2 separate regions of the Homo sapiens genome follow, and region 2 is linked to region 1. Evidence: chromatin loops called from intact Hi-C (ENCODE). Cell type or tissue: Calu3. All regions are shown on one strand.

Region 1 (2,500 bases):
AGGCTGAGGCGGGCATATCACCTGAGGGCGGGACTTCAAGACCAGCACAACCAACACGGCCGAAACCCCGTCTCTACTAAAAATACAAAAATTAGCCGGGTGTGGTAGCACATGCCTAAAATCCCAGCTACTTGGGAGGCTGAGGCAGGAGAATCATTTGAACCCAGGAAGCAGAGTTTGCAGTTGAGCCAAGGTTGCAGTGAGTCGAGATAGCACCACTGCACTCCTGCCTGGGCAACAGAGTGAGAGTCTGTCTCAAAAAAAAAAAAGGAAAGACACCAATAAATAATGAGGTGGAAACCAATCTGTGGCTTCGAGGGCTGTAACGCAGTATATGTAGTACTGCTTCCCGTTTGATTTGAAGGAAAAAAAGTACAGTAGTTCCACTCCCTTTTTCCCCTCCAATCCTGGAAACAAGGTCTGGCTCTGACTTTTACTTGCTCTTTAATCTCTTTTCTGTTTAGAGACCAAATGTAAACTCTGTACAGTTCTAAGAATAAAACTGTGTATAAATATGATAGATCACCATGCTGCTAAGGAAAATGTCTTTAAAAATAATAGTTTTGGTGGAAAATTTGAAGACGTAATCCTGTTACTTGACATACCCCTGATATGATAAAAATTCACCTTACTGAAAGACCATGAGTCCAGCTGTAAATTCATGTGTAGTGCCACCCATCTGTGACTGCTCAGTCATTGCTCATTTCAGGCCTGCCTGAAAGCATTCACGTGCTCAGCATTGTGTATGACTGAGCATTATAGTAGCTGAAGACAAGCTAGTGGAATGAGCCAGTCATTTCTAATTAGCAAAGTTTTGATATGTTAAATAAAAAGATAGTTTATGTCTAGAATGATCCTCCTGGAATATTTGACTGGAACTTGCTTTGCACCTCTGAATTTTGAAAGCAAATCTTGAAAAACCTTTTTACTTTAACAACTTTTAGTCTTGTAGAAAGAAATAGACATTAGGATAGTTTACAGATTTTAAAGTTAATCCTATAAAATTGGTGTGTTGCAGTATTTCTTGCATAAGCCAGCAATAAAAATAAGACTTTTGCTCTCTCTGACCTAGAGTGCATCTTTATTTATTTATTGCAGAGAAGAGTGGCTTCAGGTTGCTCCTTTATGGGCTAGCCAGGTGCTTTATTTCCATTCCTCTTAAACAGATAAATTCTTAATAATGAGCAGTATGTGGGGAATACGTGGGTAGGGAGTTTTATCTTATATCCTAAGCATGGATGAAAATAAATGGACTCTGAATGATTGCCTTTACCACAAGAACACAGCTTTAGATCATGAGAACACCAATGTTACCAAACTTTGTACTGTAAAACACCATTTGAAATGTGATAACAAAACCCTGTCATATATGTAGTGCTCAATACTGAATCTCAGGTGGCCCTCACTTTGGGATAGATCAAGAGATAAGGTTTTATTAGTTTGTGTTGCGGATATATTTCAGTTGATATACTGAAAATACTGGGAAGTGAGTTAACTGGTGAATGATCTCAATTCTAGTTTATCATGTCCGGAAAGGAGGTAAAACAGAAGCTGATATTACTTTCTGTGGATTCTAATTAGGAACATAAGATTAGCGTATACCTGGTTTAATTAATTTTTTTTGACTTACCGAAATATTTTTTCCTTTTTAAAAAAATGTAAATTCCCAAAGACTGAAAAGTTCATTTTTCTTCTTGGTTATCTTAGGAATTTTCACGCTTTTGGAATTGTCATTATCTTGGAGATTGTACAACAGTTTCTGGTAACTGAATATCACCAGTTAAACTTAATATAAGATTAGCTCACTTAATTTAGTATGTAATTTTAAAATTCAGGAGGATACCAGTAATGACTAATTCTTTTTGTTAGCTTAACACATATTAAATGAGTACATTTTGTTTGGGATCCCGATCCTAGAAATTTACAGTTTTCAACTGCTATACGCTGTAATGATCACTTTGTGAATTGTGTAACTCATTGTTGAAGAAACAAAGGATTTGCATTGTTTACTCTTAAAAATACGAGCAAACTTATGGTCATCCTGTAATAACAGAGCATTCTTGTGTGCTTTCTTCGTTGGAGGAGGTGACAAAGTCATTTTCTAAACCTGGGCTTGCTGTTTAGCAGAGTTTCTGTATTTTTCCTTGTTAATGTTTTTAAATGTTTGAATTGAATCTGGATACATTGATGTAAGTGTTTTCTGCATATGTTTGGTATCAATATCTCAATAGGAGGGAGACATTAAGAATTATAAAGTAATTGGCTTATATGCTTAACAGCTCCTTGAATATACTGACAAGGCAAATGAACACTATACTAGCTGTTACTGTTACATTTAGGGTTCAAGAAGCTGTGAAATATGTAACAATTTGGATTCCTAAAGCGGAATTTTACATTCAGCAGATATTTGTTGGTTACCTCGTGTGTACCAATCACTGTTGTAGGTGCTGGAGATGCAGCAGTGAACACATCTCTGTACTGATAGGGCATTTTAATGGTG
Region 2 (2,500 bases), 140 kb after region 1:
CACCCTGCAAACCCCTATCCCTCCGGGCCGGAACACCCCAGCTCTACGGCTGAGGGTGCAGGGGCGCCGAGGGCTGGGCGCCCGGGAGTTCCACAGCTCCCTGCACTTGATGATCTTCTGCAGTTATTCCAGAAGTAAACCGCCGCCTCCTTCATTTTTGCTTTGTTACGGGGTCTGGGCTCTGTCGCCCAGGCTGGAGTGCAGTGGCGCGATCTCGGCTTACTGCAGCCTCGACCGTCCTGGGCGCAGGTGATCTTCCCACCTCAGCCTCCCCGAAGTGCTGGGACCACAGGCGCGCGCCACTATGCCAGGCTAATTCTTAAATTTATTGTAGAGATGGTGGGCGGGGGGTGGGGGGGCGTCTTACTATGTTGCCAAGGCAGGTCTCGAACTCCTGGGCTCCAGCGATCCTCCCGCCTCGGCCTCCCTGGGTGCCAGCCGCCTCCCTATTTGCTGTCTGGGGCTTTGCCTTCTGGCGGGCTCCGTAGCAGTGACCGGCCCCTCGCTGCGGGTGGACATGCTCGTGCGAGTCGCGCGGGCTCGCGGCGGCCAGGAGCCTGTGGGACGCTGCGTGGGAGTTCCCATCCCGCGGTCCCAGGACCCCCGGCAGCAGCTGCCACGCTCAGGGCGGAAAGTGCCTGGGTGGCCAAAGCGGGGGCCTGGGGAGAGAGCCAGCCCCGGGAGGACGGCACTGCAGAGGCGGCCAGGAGGCAGGGGAGGCTCGGCGACCCTGGCAGGCGCTGCGGGACGCCGAGGACTGGGGCGGCGTGCTGGAGATCCGCGGCCAACCGTGGGGTGAGCAAGGGAGGAGGGGAGGGAGCGGCCGAGGGGCCCAGAGCTGCAGCAGGAGGTCGGGGAGCGAAGGGCAGGCGCGCCCAGGCCCCGGCGGGGGAGGGGAGGTTCTGAGTCCGGGGTGGCGGAGAGGGGAAGCCAGCGGGGCTGGCGGAGGGGCGGATCCCACGGGAAGGGGCGGGGAGCGCCGGGGACTAGGGGCGAGGAGGCCGCGGGACTGGGCGGAGCAGGGGCGCCACAGGTGCGGGGCGCTAGTGCGAGAGGCGGAGGCAGCGGGGAAGGAAGGGAGGCCGGCAGGGGGAAGCCCGCCCCTTCCTCCGCGCCCCCTCCTCCCTCTCCTCCCTCCCCCTTTTCCCTCCTTCCCTCCTCCACACCCCCTCCTTCCCTCCGCCCCCCCGGCATGCCTCCTTTTCCCTAGGGAAAAGTGCCCGTTCTTTTACTCTCCCTTCCATCCCTCGATATTCTTAATCCCTCAGGCGGCTGGTCTCACAGGAATTTAAAGAAAGAAAAAATCTGATTAAAAGTCTGTGCTCAAGCCGGGCGCGGTGGCTCACGCCTGTAATCCCGGCACTTTGGGAGGCCGAGGCGGGCGGATCACGAGGTCAGGGGTTCGAGAACATCCTGGCCAACATGGTGAAACCCCGTCTCAACTAAAAATACAAAAATTAGCTGGGCATGGTGGCGGGCACCTGTAGTCCCAGCTACTCGGGAGGCTGAGGCAGGAGAATCGCTTGAGCCTGGAAGGCAGATGTTGCAGTGAGCTGAGATTGCGCCACTGCACTCCAGCCTGGGCGACAGAATGAGACTGTGTCTGAAAACAAAAACAAAAACAAAAAAAACAACTCTGCCCATCAGGCAGCAGGACAGGGTGGAGCGTTTGCTGCTTCTGGCTGGGGTAGCGAGGAGTTGATACAGGCTTCCTGGTCCCCTGGGGCACAGGACTTGACTGCTGGCAAAGCCCCCCCCCCCCCCCATCCTCTGCAGGCTGGGGAAGGGCTGAGTCCCACACACCCTGGGAGGCAGGAAGTATCCCAGGACACATTTCCTCAGTCACCCTCCTACCTGATCCACTAGAGAAATGGGGAAGGGGGACCACACACTCTGGTTTCTCCAGATTTCCTGGATTGCCCTGAACACACACACAGCAACAGGACGGGTACTCAAAGGCTACCACATCCCAAACTCAACCTTCAGAGAAATGGTAGATCTGCCTTTGCAAAATTATAACAGACAACTATGACAGTGAAAGAGATCTCACCTAACTGACTCCATCTTGCTTCCAACCCCCAAGCTGTCCTTGTCATTCCTGGGCATGAACTAACTTTGGGAGGAACTTGGTTTATTGTTTTGCTTTGAAACAAAAACAATAACAGCCCTTTCCCAAAACAAACTCCCTTCTTGCCTGGGGACTACACTGCCTTTGCAGGACTAACAAATTAGCTGTAAGGTTAGAAATTAGGGTTTAGGAGTCATGCATCTGGAGACTCCAAGATTCTGAGCCATCCCAAATTGCTCCTGAGAATAAACTCACTATGGTAAGGCCTAAGATCAGTGCTTGAGATGATTTGTAGACCCTGCACATGATGATCGATGATCAGCTGGCACCACATGGGATCCTGTGGCCTCTACCCAGGAACTGATTCAGCAAAAGAGGACAGCTTCGACTTTCCGTGATTTTGTCAGAGGTGTTTGAACCACAGCGACTCCA

The links. A loop is a pair of places that touch in the nucleus more often than their neighbours do. Peaks named below come from ENCODE experiments on the same cell type or tissue, not always from the same donor. Only the 100,000 strongest peaks of a DNase experiment are listed, where the experiment ranks them.
Region 2: it touches region 1 in a loop (4-fold over the local background); 7 of 110 quality-filtered maps call a loop at or near these places.

Annotation. Positions count from the first base shown.
Region 1 is chr15:29,813,786-29,816,285 of GRCh38, reverse strand. All of the region lies in intron 1 of TJP1 (tight junction protein 1), which reads left to right. Among named protein-coding and RNA genes, the nearest start is that of TJP1, 7.4 kb to the left of the region's middle. In Calu3, no CTCF peak of the experiment used is centred here; no DNase peak of the experiment used is centred here.
Region 2 is chr15:29,673,394-29,675,893 of GRCh38, reverse strand. It overlaps LCIIAR (lung cancer immune cell infiltration associated lncRNA), which reads right to left and starts at 959. Exons shown (of 2, transcript NR_135221.1): 1 at 368-959. It also overlaps a transcript of ENTREP2 not described here. RefSeq lists enhancers at 1-15, 16-546. In Calu3, no CTCF peak of the experiment used is centred here; a DNase peak (open chromatin) is centred at 953.